Linked DNA regions of Homo sapiens: region 1 is linked to region 2. Evidence: read pairs that join two places in POLR2A ChIA-PET (ENCODE). Cell type or tissue: CD4-positive, alpha-beta T cell. All regions are shown on one strand.

The links. Peaks named below come from ENCODE experiments on the same cell type or tissue, not always from the same donor. Only the 100,000 strongest peaks of a DNase experiment are listed, where the experiment ranks them.
Region 1: POLR2A ChIA-PET joins it to region 2 with 11 read pairs; 11 of 35 experiments call an interaction of 5 or more read pairs at or near these places.

Annotation. Positions count from the first base shown.
Region 1 is chr16:17,411,901-17,419,900 of GRCh38, reverse strand. The region is part of intron 1 of XYLT1 (xylosyltransferase 1); the gene reads left to right. It overlaps LOC124903654 (a long non-coding RNA gene), which reads left to right. Exons shown (of 2, transcript XR_007065008.1): 1 at 1-126; 2 at 788-920. Among named protein-coding and RNA genes, the nearest start is that of XYLT1, 55 kb to the left of the region's middle. In CD4-positive, alpha-beta T cell, a CTCF peak has its summit at 3,232; DNase peaks (open chromatin) are centred at 3,080 and 5,300; H3K4me3 peaks cover 731 bases; H3K27ac peaks cover 1,097 bases.
Region 2 is chr16:17,356,444-17,364,443 of GRCh38, reverse strand. XYLT1 (xylosyltransferase 1) reads left to right here. Exons shown (of 12, transcript NM_022166.4): 2 at 6,394-6,432. Among named protein-coding and RNA genes, the nearest start is that of XYLT1, 110 kb to the left of the region's middle. RefSeq lists an enhancer at 4,342-4,431. In CD4-positive, alpha-beta T cell, no CTCF peak of the experiment used is centred here; DNase peaks (open chromatin) are centred at 3,443 and 4,473; H3K27ac peaks cover 6,132 bases.

The sequences.
Region 1 (8,000 bases), 55 kb before region 2:
GACCCAGTGGTTTCCTAACTCCTGTCTCATGGAATGTTCCTGCCTTCATGAACTAGCCAAGGTCATTCCATACTCAAATCAAAGGAAGCAGGCTCCCTCTCTTTCAATTTACAGAAGGAAAAAGAGGTCCATGGATTAGCTTTTCCCTATATTAAGTGTTTTTTGTTTTGTTTTGTTTTACTGTAACTTTTTCTTATATTTTAGAAATCTGAACCCATTTCAGCATGTGAAAATGCAGTGAAAGATGTTGTCTAAAATGCAAAATTAAAGTACCAAGAGTCATTTCAGTCAAAGGCATTGCCTGTTTCATTGAGTTTACAAACTGCGTGGCTACTGCTAAATTGAAAGGCCACTGTATTATGCTGTGTACCAGGGATGGGCGAATCTGGCCCACTGCCTGTTTTTGTAAATAAAGCTTTATTGGAACACAGCTATGCCCATTCATTTACCTATTGTCTATAGCTCATGCTATAACTGCATAGAGGGCATAGAGACCCCTGAGCTATGTCAATGAGTGTAATGACATAAGAGCAGTCTATCTTTTTTTGTTTTTGTTTTTGAGACAGGATCTTGCTCTGTCGCCCAGGCTGGAGCGCAGTGGTACCATCCTGGCTCTCTGCAGCCTCAACCTCCAGGTCTCAAGCGAGCCTTCCACCTCAGACTCCCGACTAGCTGGGACTACAGGCATTCACCACCATGGATGGCTTCACGAACTAGCCAAGGTCATTCCATACTCAAATCAAAGGAAGCAGGCTCCCTCTCTTTCAATTTACAGAAGGAAAAAGAGGTCCGTGGATTAACTTTTCCCTATACTGCGTGCTTACTGCTAAATTGAAAGACCACTGTATTATGCTGTGTACTAGGGTTGGGCGAATCTGGCCCACTGCCTGTTTTTGTAAATAAAGCTTTATTGGAACACAGCTATACCCATTCATTTAGATATCGCCTACAGCAGCGCTCATGCTATAACTGCAGAGAGGGCATAGAGACCCCTGTGCTGTCAATGAGTGTAATGACATAAGAACAGCCTTTTTATTTATTTATTTATTTTTTGAGACAGGATCTTGCTCTGTCACCCAGGCTGGAGTGCAGTGGTACCATCATGGCTCTCTGCAGCCTCAATGTCCAGGTCTCAAGCGAGCCTCCCACCTCAGACTCCCAACTAGCTGGGACTACAGGCATTCACCACCATGGATGGCTTATTTTTGTATTTTTTGTAGAGACAGGGTTTTGCCATATTGCCCAGGCTGGTCTCAAACTCCTAGGCTCAAGCAGTCTACCCACCTTAGCCTCCAAAAGTGCTAGGATTATAGGTGTAAGCTACCACACCCAGCCTCAAGCTACTTTTTTTTTTAACTCTGAACTTTTTTCCAGGCATGACAAGCAACCAAAGCTGCCATTTTGTTGTGACATGGCTCTGTCTGAATATTGTATTCTTCCTCCCAAACCTGCATCAAATATGATAGGCTGGAAATAAAATGGTTTTATTGTTTTTAAGGGAGCATTAGGCTATGGTTAAAAAGAAAAGAGAGGAGGAACTTGGAGTTATATAAACGGGTATAAATCCAGCCTCCACCTTAATCTTTTCACACACTACATTCTTTGTCTAATCCATAAATAATATATTTATTAAGCATCTAGTCCTAGCTGCTGCCTAAGGTGTGTACAAGCTGAACAACTGTTCATTATGCTGGATCTTACAGGGTTCTGATCATCTACTGCTGTGTAACAAATAGTTCTCTAACGTAATGACTAAAACAGTGCTTTAGTATCATCTCTCAAGGTTTTGTGGGCTGACTAGACGTGGCTGGATGGTTCTTTCTTGGATTTCTGCATATGTTACTGACACATATGGAGTGGGCTGTGATCATCTGAAGGTTTGGCTGTGGTGGTTGCTCAAGGTGTCTCATGCACGTGCCTGGCAGTTGGTGAGGGTTGTTGGGGGGAGCTCAGCTGGAGCTGTTGGCTGCATCAGACATGGTCTATCCTGTGTGTCTTGGGCTTCTTGCCACATGGTGGCTGGGTTCCAAGAGGGAGTTTCCCCAGAGTAAATATTCTAAGAGGTCCAGCAGGAGCTGCAAAGGTATGTATGTTATCATTGAGGCTTAGAATTCCCAGAACATCACTTTCACTGCATTCAATTGGTCAGCTGAGTCAGTAAGGCCATCTTGGCTTCAAGAGGAGGGGAATAAGACACTACCTTTCGATAAAGGCATGTCAAAGAATTTGAAGCCATCTTGAATCTGACGCATATGCCTACGGTGGTGAACTAGCACACGCCGGCTTCTTTGTTAAATTGTAACTTTGAAGAGTCCTGATGCAGAAGCAGCAGTCTTGATGCTAAGAGAGCTTTTGTTAGAGTAGTTTGGCCTGGAAAAAGCCCAGAGGAGGCTCTGGGAGATGAGCAAGCAGGAATGGGAAGGTTAAGTCGCGTTAACCAGGTGAAGAAGGGAGGTCAGAGTAATCCAGGCACAGGAAACAACCTGTGCCAAGGTCCTGGGGCAGGACTGCAAAAGGATCCAGACTAGACTAGAGCTGAGAGAATGAGGGAATTGTGATGGAAACTAAGGGTTAGTAGCCAAATAATGAAGACCAGATTTCCCAAGCTTCTAAACTTCATTTTTCTCCCATGTAAAATAGGATAATATTTACTATACGAGGCTGTTGTGAGGATAAATTAAGAGAGTCAGTAGAGCCTTGCACAGTGATGTTTTCTTTTCTCCTGGAAATGACTGTGAGTCAATGGAAAAAGCATACCACCTGACTTCTTTTTGGTGTCCCTATCTTACTCATGACCTCCTTCCTCCAGGGTCAAAACTGAGCTTACAAAGTTACGCCTTCAAACTTGCAAGCTATCCATAAAGTCTTACCAAACTGTTAAGTGTAGTCCTGGGAATTGTGAAGGGTCCAAAATGGATCTAAACCATTGCCTGGTTATTATTTGATTATTAAAGCAACACCAGCCACCTCGTTAGCACTTGTGGGTACTCTAGCAGCACCAAGGTTAAACGTCTCTGCTGGCTGTCCGTGCTCATTTGCATGGCTTCCTCCTCTCCCCCACATCTCCGATAGTTAATGCACATGCTCACTCTCACTTCCTTGTTCAAAGAGATGTTTCACCACGGTGCAGATGCTTGCCCCTGGCAACCCCTGGTGGAGGCAGCCGCTGAGAATTCCGTAAATCTGTCCTGCTCTCCCGCAGAACTGAGAATCTAAATTCTAGCATTCCAGGAGCTGGGGAGGGTAAAGGCTGTTGACATTGACATGCCAGCAGGAGCCGCAGCTCCTCCAGGGTCATTTTGAAAGCCAGAGTCTGCCGATGTGCGTGGCAGCCTCCTAGCTGCACAGGCTGATTGTGATAGGGATGTGCCCACTGGACCCCACAGTCCCCTCCTTTCTCAGTCCCTCCCAGGTACCCTCTGTGCTTTCGCATCTCAGGCCCCGTGTGAGGAACCAGGACACATGGCCTTTCATGGGGAGCTCGCAGTCTGCTGAGCTAGGGAGTTTATACTTTTCCCCAAATAATTCCCCCAAATGAGTGGGGCCCATCCTCTCCACTAATGAGGTCGTGGCAAGGCCAGTTTCTGTTCCATAAGCACAGGCTTCTTTTTGTCCCTGAAATAGCATCGCCGTGGAGTCTCACAGTTTATCCCGGAAGGGATGTGGGGTGCATTATCTGGCAATGTCTGGAGACATTTTTGGTTGGCAGGACAGGGCGGGAGCTGTATAGGCATTTAGTGGGTACAGACCAGGGGTGCCACTAAACATCTTATTCTACAGAGTGCAGGACAGCGCCACAGCAAACAGTGATCCAACCCAAATTGTCGGGAGGGCCGAGCTTGGTAGGACCTCTGCTCTCCTCTCATTGCCTGCTTTTCTCTTGTCACTGTGTCACTGCCATACTGACTTTCTGGTAGTTCCTCAAACATATCCAGTCCTGTCCCATTTGGGGACCTTCATGCTTGCTGTTCCTTCCAGAATGTTCTTCCCCATAGAAGCTGTCTGTGATTCTTGATCCATGATCAGGGATCCATTTGATTCCATGATTACACCCTTTATTCAACACTTCCCGTGTGTCTGACACACTGCATGCACAGCAAATGGAATCTCGTATTCCTGCTCACCACAGCAGCTTCTCCTTTTCCTCCATAGCTCTCATCCCCATCTGAACTCTCCATTTATTTCTGTGGGTTTTTTTTTCCTTTTTTTGAGACAGAGTCTCACTCTGTAGCCCAAGCTGGAGTGCAATGGTGCTATCTCAGCTCACTGCAACCTCTGCCTCCCGGACTCAAGCGGTTCTCCTGCCACAGCCTCCTGAGTAGCTGGGACTACAGTCACGTGCCACCACACCCAGCTAATTTTTTGTATTTTTTAGTGGAGATGGGGTTTCACCATGTTGCCCAGGGTGGTCTTGAACTCCTGAGCTTAGGCAATCCGCCCGCCTCGGCCTCCCAAAGTGGTGGGATTACAGGCGTGAGCCACCGCGCCCGGCCTCCATTTATTTCTGAGATTACCCCTCAATGACCTCTTTCCTGCTGCCTGTAGGATTCATAAAGACTCGGATTCCAGCAGTGTTGCTCACTGCTGTGTTCTCAACTCCTGCACCAGCTCTTCGCATACAGTAGGCACTCAATATATATGTGTTGCAGTGGAGGGGAGGGGATCAGAAATGGGGGAGATTGAAAGTAGGGAGAGGAGAGGAGAGTTTTTGGAGTCAGAAATCCTGGCTGCACGCACCAATTCCAGCTTTGTGTTTTGGGGGAAACCTGCTTAACCTCTCTGAACCTCAGTTTTCCCTTCTGCAAAATGGGAATGAACATCATTCCGCCCCTGTGAGGGTGGTTTTTGGTGTTTATACCCCAGGCTGTGGGTGCTGTGTGTCAGACACGCGGGAAGTGCTGAATAAAGGGTGTGATCGTTTTTCTCTGCGGGGGGTCTGCAGTTCTGATTCCCTTGGAGAAGGCAGAGTGAGGAATCATCGCAGTTACCGTCCACACAGTGCTCACCACATGCCGGCCCCGTTGGGTATTCATGCGCTTTAATCTCACAGCATCTTGTGTTGTCCTGGTCCCCGTTCCATAACTGAGCAAACGGCAGTTGAGGGTGGTGAGGGGCTGCGCTGGTACACACAGTGAGGAGGTGGTGGCAGGGGTGACCTTCAAGCAAACCCAGGCTGCCTGGCTCCATAGCCTTAACCAGGACACTCGCCACTCCTCTAAGATTTGTTTTTCATCTCCCTTTGCAGAAATGCCCTTTTGCTCATTTCTCATTATGTGTGTCAGGGCTTCCTGTGGGTGCCCAGTGGAGTGTGGGAGGAAGCGGAGAAAGCAAGGCGCTTACAAGGAGACTCATCCACGGGTCCGTCTCGTTTTGTGCCTGGGTCTTAATTTATAAAGATGTCTGATAGCCAGGCATAGTGGTGTGCACCTGTGGTCCCAGCCACTCCAGAGGCTAAAGCTGGAGGATTGCTTGAGCCCAGGAGGTCGAGACTGTAGTGAGCTATGATTGTGCCACTGTACTCTGGCCTGGGTGATAGAGCAAGACCCTGTCTCTAAAAAATAAATACAAATAAATGAAGCCCACCAAATAAATGAATAAGTAAATAAAGGTGTCTGGGTGACAACACAGCGAGGTCAAATAAATAGAAATAAAGCCCACCAAATAAATAAATAGAGATGTCTGGGTGACATCACAGTGAGGTCAATGCCCTTGAAAGTTTAGTGTGACTCAGTTTCCCTAGAAAGAAGAGGCACAGCATGCTTGCAGGGCCACAGCAGGAGGCCCTGGTTTTTTGGTTTGGAGGCAGAAGACAGGAGTAAGGAGAAAATCTAGGCCAGAACCTTTACTGGGGTTCCCACAGGAAAGGTGAGGCAAGGCAGGGCAAACAGTTTGGGATTGACCGGCTTGAATAATTTCAGGAGGGCTTTGGGCTCTAGAGGGGTCTCTAGCTGCCTGCTACCTGGCCCCAGGTTGGTTTAGGGCGGGGGAAAATTGGCTTGGTGTGTGAGAGTTAGATATGGTGATGGCTGAGGGGGTATAGACTCTGGGTTTGTTGGTTTGCATGTGAGAGGCTTGCTCCTGGTTGAGCCCTTTGCTATCTCTAAGAACGGGCTAGAACTGGGAGGGGATGTCTTTACCCAGGTCTATAAAACCCCTAATGCTAGAGCATCTACAATACAGAAAATCTGTCATCTCAGCACTTTGGGAGGCTAAGGCAGGTGGATGGCTTAAGCCCAGGAGTTCAAGACCGGCCTGAGCAACATGGCGAAACCCCATCTCTACAAAAAATACAAAAATTAGCCAGGCATGGTGGTGAGCACCTGTAGTCCCAGGTACTCCGAACACTGAGGTTGATTGAACCCAAGAGGTTGAGGCTGCAGTGAGCTGAGATTGCACCACGCACCACTGCATTCTAGCCTGGGTGACAGAGTGAGACCCTGTCTCAAAAAAAAAAAAAAATGATGACAAAAAATAAGAAAGTGTAGTTGAACTAATTAGCCATGTGATGAATGGATGGCAAATAGACAAATGCATTATCTATGAAAACACACAGAACACCCCCTTCCTTGCTCATGTGTGGGTACCCAGCATGACTGCTTAGAGTCCTTGAAGGGTGTGAAGCCAGCCCAGTGTCCCCTCAGTGCACAGTGTGTGGCATTGATGCATGCCTGTATACCATCATCAGATATGTTACTTCTTTTTTGAGTACCAGGTCCCGGGGGCACAAATAGGATGACTGTGGCCATACCTCTCTTTGGGCTGTATTCACTGACTGCCTACTGCGTGTCAGGCACCAGCCTGGGCACTGAGCATACAATGGTGAGAAATTAGACATAGTTTTTGACCTCATCCAGCTTGTGGTCTGGACTAGTCTTGAGGAAAAGGTGGGGAGTGTGGCTATATGTATTATCTCTCCAGACACACTTGGCCTATATTGGTCGCAGAAGTCAGAGGCTCAGCAGATACGAGCATTGTGAACATGGGCTGGACTGCAAATCAGGTTCAGGATTTGACCAGTTACACATTCTTCTGACTCTCCCCAGGAGTGCTGCCATTAGGAAAACATCTCGGAAAGGAATTAAGCACTCTAACTGTAGATACACCCTTATTGAAGTATTCCTTGTTTGGGAAAGTAAATCTCTGTTAGGTCTCCTTGGGACTCAGTCAGTTGGGCTGCCTTCCAAGATGGTGGATGGTGATCCACTGGGAGACCTAGTATAAGAAACTGTCCTGTTTCCACTGGGAAATCAGGAAAAGAACTTTGATGTCTTAGAATCTTTAGAGCCTCTTTACCTCTTTTCTTCCCCACCCCCACACCCCCAAATGCTTCAAAGTAAGACTATTTCCCCTCCCCCCACCCAATCCTTGGTGTTTGGTTTGAATTTGGTTACCACGGTATTTAATCTGTTTACACGAGTTTTATTTTGGCCTCTAACTACAGAATGAAGAATGTGGTAGAGTCTAGGCTGAGTTAAGCCCAGAATTCTGGAATCCTTGGTATGTGTGTGGGGTTTGTGTGTGTTTGTGTACGTGTGTGTGCGCCAGGACCCCCTCACGTGGACCTGGTGCTGTGTGCCAGGTTCTGCCCTGTATACCTCTGCACCCCCAGGAGTGCTATTCACCTAGTTTCTCGTGTGAATCATGCACATGGACCTGGGCTGCACGGTGGCTGTGAGAACAAACTGCACCTCACCAGGATCTTCAACCCCAGGAGCTGTGCGGAGCGTTTTTGGGGGCCATTTTGGGGCTCAGAGAAGGAGTTGTAGGTATACTTCTTACACATGCCCTTCAAATCAAGTTGATATGAGGTTCTGGACACTCGCTAATTAAAACATGAATATTGCAATGTGGAAGATCTTGTTCCCCCTTTTATGCCCCCTCTTGCCCCACCAAGAAGTTTAAATGGGCTTTCTGAAAATGTGCCCAGAGAAAGACAACATCCTTTTCACCTTAGGCCTCCGGGCCACCTAGTGATGGGCAGCCGGATTGTGAGTCAGCAG
Region 2 (8,000 bases):
ATTTATTTTTATTTAATGTTCACGACAACTCATGATGTCAGTGGTATGCTGTGTTCAAGACAAAGAGGAGCCTATCTTAGGGTTTCCTGGGACAGTCTGGGTTTATACCTGTTAAGCTTGTATAATTATTAATAGTGTCCCTTACAAAAAGGTCCCAGAAAATCTGTTTTCCACTTTGTTACAGTAGCTCTGTTGGCAAGTATAATCCTACCTGTTTACGTGGGGGTCAGTGAGAAAAATAAAGCTCACAGAAGCTAAGGACTTTGCCCAAGGTCGCAAGTGGTGCTAGGTGGTTGTTATGGACTGAATTGTACCCCCACCCTAATTTCATATGTTGAAACCCTTCCTCCCCCAATACCTCAAAATGTGACTATTTGGAGATAAGGCCTTTACTGAGGTGATTGCATTAAATTAATGGGGCCCTCATCCAATCTGACTGGTTTGTTTATAAGAAAAGGAAATTTGAGCCAGGCCTGGTGGCTCATGCCTTTAATCCCAGCACTTTGGGAGGGTGAGGCAGGCAGATCACCTGAGGTCAGGAGTTCGAGACCAGCCTGGCCAACACGGCAAAAGCCCATCTCTACTAAAAATACAAAAATTAGCCTGGCATGATGGTGCACAGCTGTAATCCCGGCACTTTGGGAGGCTGAAGCAGGTGGATCACTTGAGGTCAGGAGTTCAAGACCAGCCTGGCTAACATGGTGAAACCCCATCTCTACTAAAAATATTCTAAAAAATTAGCTGGGCGTGGTGGCAACCACTTGTAATCCCAGCTACTCGGGAGGCTGAGGCAGGGGAATCGCTTGAACCCAGGAGGCGGAGGTTGCAGTGAGCTTGGATTGTGCCACTGCACTGCAGTCTGGGCCACAGAATGAGACTCCATTTCTGGCACCCCAAAAAGAAGAGGAAATTTTGACACATAGATACCCGGGATGCATAGAGAAAAGGCTGTGTGAGGAAACAGTGAGAAGGCCACCATCTCTACAGGCTAGGAGGAGAATCAGACCTCAGAAGCCAGACCTGCAGACACCTTGACCTTGGACTTTCAACCTCCAGAACTGTGAAAGGATAAATCTCTGTTGTTTAAGCCACCTCACCTGTGTATTATTATAGCAGCCCTAGCAAATGAATACAGTGGTTATGTATGGTTTGAACTCTGGGGCGACCCCTAAACCTGCCCTCTTTTCCCACTGAATAATTCATCTTTGTCCTGCACTACTAGGCCTGCAGCTAAGTGACAGTGTCCCTTTAGGTTTCTGGCTGGTCATTCAGACTTGGCTAGAGCTGGACATTCTCCAGCAGGCTCGAGTCATGAGTGAGTTTTCATTCGCTGTGATCTGCAATCCCAAGAAGAGTTTCTTAGATTTTCCAAGTTATCTGGTGGTTGGATGATGAGTGACAGTGAGACACCATCTTTTGATGGTGGAAGATTCCCAGTTCTGGCCTTAATTAGAGGGCTCTTGGCGGAGAGAAGGCACCAAGCCAGCCTTCTGAAGTGTTCCCTGGGAGCGTCTGTGGAAGAAGGTAGCATGTAAATGTCCATTGTCTATGTTGTTGATTTGGTGGGCTTCACGGAGATACCTGGCTCTGAAGGCGTGAGTTCCAGTGTCATTATCTCTACACCAATGTCATTGCCTAACACCAAAGAACAAGCACTGTCTTCTGAATGTCCTCAAAGCAAAGGAAGAGAACATGCTTTCCAATGGCTGAGGCTTAGCTCAGGGCTCAGAATCCGCCAGGAGAGCCAGATAGGTTTGATGTATGTGTGGAATGATAACGAACAAAGTCCTCCTCCTCTCTCTACTTTCTTTGTTGGGGCTTAATTGCTTGTTAAAATTAAGCCTTTGGCCTTGAGCCTGGCTTCTTGGTCTTACAAGCAAGACTTTTGAGGTGTAGACAAGTTTCATTGCTCTAAGACCTGTAATCAGGCTCCTGCCTCTTATTTAAACAGTTACCTTTGGGAATAGCAGTGTACACAGAGTCACTTTAAACTCATTTCTGTCTCCCTCATGGTGCCTGCCACGCATAGAGCTAGCTACTGAATCGGAACTTAGTAAACACGTGTGGATTGATTTAGCTAACTTTACATGGTTCCTTGCTGTGGCAAAGTGACTGTTTTGTTTCTAGTCATGATATGTGTGCTAATTTCTATCAACCATGTCCGCTACCTTTTTAAAAAAGACAGATGGTAAAAAAAAAAAGATTACGGTATTTGTTAAGGTGGTACTGCTTATTTGCTGTAAGTATTCTTGATTTTGATAGACATTATCCAAAAATTGTAGGATTATTTTGTCTAAAGTAATAATATATTTTCCAGCAGAGCTCTTGTGAAAGAGTGGAACCCAGTGTTCTCCAGTGTAAGATGCTGGGATCAGATCCAGGCTTTCAACAGCATCTGTGTGACTCGGACAGGTTACCAGTCTCTCTGGTCATCAGTTTCTCCATCTCTATACTAATGATAGTGATAATGATAGTATCTACCTCTTAGGGTTATTACAGGGGTAAACGAAATGATACACGCATAGAAGTTAAGCCCAGTGCCTGGAACATAGTGAGAACTTAACAAATGTCATTTATTGCTAGTATTCAACTGTTCAGAACCTCAGTCAAGTAATATGCCCATAGGACAAAGTTAAGAATAAACCAAAGGAATGAAAACTGTATGTATTTTCAGGCAAAAGGATTCTGAGTAATCATTTCCTGTCATGTTGTGTTGGTATCTAAATAATAAATTCAGAAGGACTGGTATATTGGGCACACAGGATTGAAGGCTAATTCAGAGGCATGCAAGATCCTGATGGTCACTTATTTCCTTGCTTGATGTAATAATAGAGCTAGCACACAGGGCCTGGCACCTAGGAGGCCCTCTATAAATGATCGCTGTTAGCTGTAGTAATTTCAGGTTCCTGGGATGCATTTGCAGACTTAGAGAAAGAGCATGTATTATTTAGGTTCTGAGTCTGTGAGTGTTTGTGACAACACTTTTTGATCTATCGAGGTCAGTGTTTAGAAAGTATATCAGTTACTGCCACAATAATGCTGTATAACAAATGACTTCAAAACTCAGTGGCTTGAAACAACAAGCATATATTTTCTCTGTGTTGGCAGGGGGTCGGCTGATCTAGGCGGGGCGTGGCTGCACGCTGTAGATTGTGTACAGGTTTGTTTCACGTGTCTGGCATCCTCCTTGGACCAGCAAGGTACTGGGGACATGATCTCTTGTGGCAATGGCAAAAACACAGTAGGCCACACTTGATCACCTAAGCATATTTCAAGCTTCTGCTTATGCCACATCTACTAACCTCCCATTGGGCAAAGCAGTCAAATGGGCAAACCCAAGCTTAAGGGCTGCAGAAGCACACAGTAAAGAACTGTCGAGTCACATGACCAGAGGGCATGGATCTAGGAGCTGTGACGAATGAGGGCCACCAATTCAGTGCACCTGGTTCCCCATTTGACTTCCCCAACTGAGCCATTGCAATAGATGATAGGAAAGGGCTTTCCTTGTTGTAGGCGGTTCCATGGTTACTGGTACCGGCATTAAGATTCTAAAAGCACTCCACTGTAGCGTGCACGCACATTGCAAATTCCCCTTTGGTCTCCAGGAGGCTTTCCTCTGATGGACAGGAATTTACTCTACTGTAAACCAAAGAGTCCCAATTTAGACAGATAGGATGGATTAGGCAGACAGCATCATTGACCTGGTTCCACTTCGTTAGCCTTTCCAATTAAGGAGGATGTTGCTGAAAGCGAGACCTCACAGATATATAGTCATACCTTGAATCCTCTGGACTGAGGCTCTTTAGGGAGAGTCTTCCATTTCCAGTGTGTGCAGAGGGAGGAGAGCATAATGATGCTGGCAAGTGAAACCCAAGTATTAATGATGTGGCCCCTTGTGAGGACTTTATCTTCTTCCCAGTTAGTTAATGAAGATGCTAAATAGATAGCATTTGTGCTTTTGCTTTCCAGAATCTTCTTAATCTTGGATCCCTGACCATGCACTGATAAGGTCTCTGATTTTGGAACATCAAATAGAGAGCTGATGCTTCACTGTGTCTAGAGATCAGGCTTTTGATTTTGTCAACACAGTTGACAGAGATTTCCTGTGACTTCCCAAGGAAAGTCTTGTCCATTGGAGCTGCTTTTAGGGGTCAGGATGGCATTCTCCCCTCTTCAACCTCTTGGAGATTCTAAGCAATGAAGCATTAAGTCTCAGACAATAGCCAAATGGTCTGTGAAGTACAGCTTAATTAATCTGGGCATGCACCCAACACCCCAGTCTGGTGCTTTGCTAGCACTTGGCTTGGAGATTGAGGCTAATTTTGAGGCTGAGATGCAGCTTCTTATCTTATAATCAAAATCGAGGTGGTAAGATCTGAATGGACAGACAGACAGACACAGACTACTCTGACCTGAACAGCAGATGTTGCATGCTCTCGCCCACTAAGCTCGTACCAGGTCTGACTCATGCTGCCACCCACAGACCAGGAGGATGGTCTTGCTTCCCAAAGACAAAAATGGGTCCTGCCCCAACACAGGGAAACAGGAAGTACAGAGTAGACTCTTTCTGCATGCGAGTGATACAAAACCTGCCTGATCAAAAGAAAGTTGCTCTATGAATGTCGGGTTTTACCAATCCTAGCTGCCACTTCTTCACCCCTGGGAAGGAATCAGTAAGGATTTGAAGAGACAGGCCCAAAACAGCTCCTTCATGACTTCCCCAGATTCCTTTATAGGTCAAGGCTGCAATGTGGGGAGACGGGGAGAACATATTCCCCTCCATGTTTTCTTGGGTATGAGGAAGACTCAATGCCTGGGGGAATGTGAGAATTAGAGTGGGATGTTCTCTTGGCAGTTTCCTTTCAGTTACACCAATGGAGAATTACTGGGAGTTGGACTCAGAATTGGAGTTGGGGGACGACGAATTCCTCTTCCTAAAGGACAGAGCTGAGCAGAGCTCACCGTATTTCTGAGATCGTGCCTCTTACACTCCTCAGAATTGGGCATCATTACAAAGATACCGTAGAACAGTCATCAAGACAGTGAATGGCAGCTCACCTAGAGAAGGGGTTTAGAAAGTTCCAATTTCCCTGCATTTCCTTCTTGCTCACAGTATGGGACAATGGGCTGGTGCTAATTTGCATGGCTTCCTAAAACCCCGTGGTGGAAAATCTGCTAAGACAAAGCAAAGCTTCAAACTGGATGTGTACTTCAGGGCCCTAAAATCATGCCCATTCTCTATCAGAGGAAGCTTGAGGTTGTTTTTCCCAGAATTATAAATCCAAGATGATTAAGTTCAGAGCAGACGTGGTATAGACAGAAATAGCCTTCATGTGCTGGGTTTCCTGTTTTCTTTGGAAACCACTCACTGGACACCACCAACTCCTCCCATCAGTCTTTTCCTCCTCCTGTACCCTCCCTGTCTCTCCTCCAACCCAAAGGGTTCATGCTTAATGACCCGAGACAGTACCACCAAGCATTCCCAGTCAATCGGCTTTTGTACAGAGTGAATGAATAGGACATTTCTCTGGCCTTCTCTATCCTAAAAAAAGACCTTCCCCAGACCATGGAATGTGCTCCTCAAACCAGAAATTAAGCTGCTCGCTCTCATTCCTTCCCTTGTTCTTTCCAAGATCAGACACAAATTGATGATGGCCTTGTTCCTAGTCAGGACTTTATATTCTTTCTGGTTTATTCCTAATCCTCTTACGGAGCCAAACTCTCCTTATAGAGGGTTTGGATACACGTTGAGCTCTTTGGCAAGGGTGCCTTGTTTCTTTTTTCTTTACATTTTGTTGTTTTGTGTGATCTCCATGTGGGCATTTCCTTCATAAAAACTTGAGCCTCTTTCATCACTTGTGCGTGAGAGGAAGTGTTGGGGCGGCCTGCAGACTGGGCCAAGCTGTCCTGATGTCTCTGTAGAATGGAGGACACAGGTTGGGCTGCCCTCCCCGTGGGGTGGCTTGACCACTGGGGAAATCAAGCTTTGTTTGAAAATGATGCTGGGAGCTTGGCGTGGTGGCTCATGCTTATAATCCCAGCACGTTGGGTGGCCGAAGTGGGAGGATCATTGAGGCCAAAGTGTTGGAGAACAGCCTGGGAAACATAGCGAGACCCCATCTCTACAAAAATAATTTTTTAAAAAAGCCTGGCATGATAGTGCATGCCTGTAGTCATAGCTACTTGGGAGGCTGAGGTGGGAGGATCACTTGAGCCCTGGAGGTCGAGGCTGCAGTGAGTGAGCTATGATCATGCCACTGCTCTCCAGCCTGGGCAACAAAGCGAGACCCTGTCTCTTAAAAAAAAAAAAAAAGGAAAGAAAGAAAAAGATGCTGGGGTAGTAAGTTAACTTTTTTTCACTCCTCACGTGCATTTTCTCCTTTCATCCTACAGGATCCACACCCAAGTCCGCTCATCACCCTGGAGACTCAGGTAAGTATCTTTCCTGTCTTGGCCACTTATCTCAGCCTTAGTATTCCAGCTCTCAAGGGGACTTGTCCCGTGGCTCTGAAAGGCTGGACAGGCCCATGGCTGCCCCTGGTCCCATTTGGATGTGTGTGTGCCTGCACATGTATGTATACACACTGGCATATAGTGTACACGTGTGTGCAATGGTGTGGGTGTGCATGGGTGCACATTCGCACCCAGGTGTCTGGTGCCCCTCCCACCTGTGGCGAGAACCATAATCATTTCTTTTGAGTTTTCGTCTGTCCTTCGCTCCTGCCCAACCATCATGCGGAGGTTCATGCAAAGGAGAGAGGAGACAGAGGAGAGCCATGAAGTGGGAAGATGCTACTCTTTGATGCCTGAACTTGGAGGACTTTTATTCCTTGGCAGTGAGGGCAGCATATGGAAGGAAGTTGCACCCTTTCATCTGCTTGCGTGTTAGGCCATTCTGAGGAATTGTGATTGCAGTGGCATTTCCGTGTGGGGAGGAGGATGACCAGCGGGTCTTGTAAGGGAGGGCACGGCCCTGACTGTCTGCTTTCTGCCTTCCTGGGAGCTAGGACAGTGCAGCAGCTATGAGTATAGGCCTTGGAGTTCAACAGAGCCAGGTGGAATTCCACCTCTGTGTCTTCTAGCCCTGCAGTGTTCATGGGGCCACATAATGTCTAAGCCAGTGTCTTCGCATCTGAAACGTCATCCCAGTGATAGTGCCCACCTTGCAGAGTTGTGGTTGAGGGTCACAGGAAATGATGTTTATAAAGTCCGGGGTACGTGCTAAGTGCTTGTGAGTGGTAGCGTTTTTTTTTTTTTTTTTTTTTTTTTTTGAGACCGAGTCTCTGTTGCCCAGGCTGGAGTGCAGTGGCATGATCTCGGCTTACTGCAAGCTCTGCCTCCCGGGTTCACGCCATTCTTCTGTCTCAGCCTCCCCAGCAGCTGGGACTACAGGCGCACGCTGCCACGCCCGGCTAATTTTTTAATATTTTTTCTAGAGACGAGGTTTCACCGTGTTAGCCAGGATGGTCTTGATCTCCTGACCTTGTGATCCGCTCACCTTGGCCTCCCAAAGTGCTGGGATTACAGGCATGAGCCACTGCGTCCGGCAAGTGGCAGCTTTTTAAACCAATAGAACTGTTACTTTTCCTGCTGGATCTGAAGGGGACGTTTCTTATCTTTGGATTAATCATTTCCTTAGCTCTTTGGGTTTGGCTGACAGTAAAGAGAGTAGGCAGACAGGACAGGCCTCGTTCAGAGCCCCACAGTGAATAGCTTGCAAGTGTCAGACACAGTCAAACCTGTTCGAACGTTTCAAGGCTGAATGACAGCTCAGCGATTTCAAGGGTTTCTGGGGTGGACTGGAAAAGACCACCTGCTCCCCTGGCCTTTGCCTCCTCCACCTTGGGTCCTTGCCCTCTCCTTGGCATCTCTGCTTGGGTTCTCCTAAGAGGAATGAGGAGACCTTCCTTGCTTCCTCCCTGATGGGGAAGGCCAGCAGATCTTCACAGTTTCCTTGTGCTTTTCTGTCCTTGCATTCTCTGGCACACAGGTATAGCCAC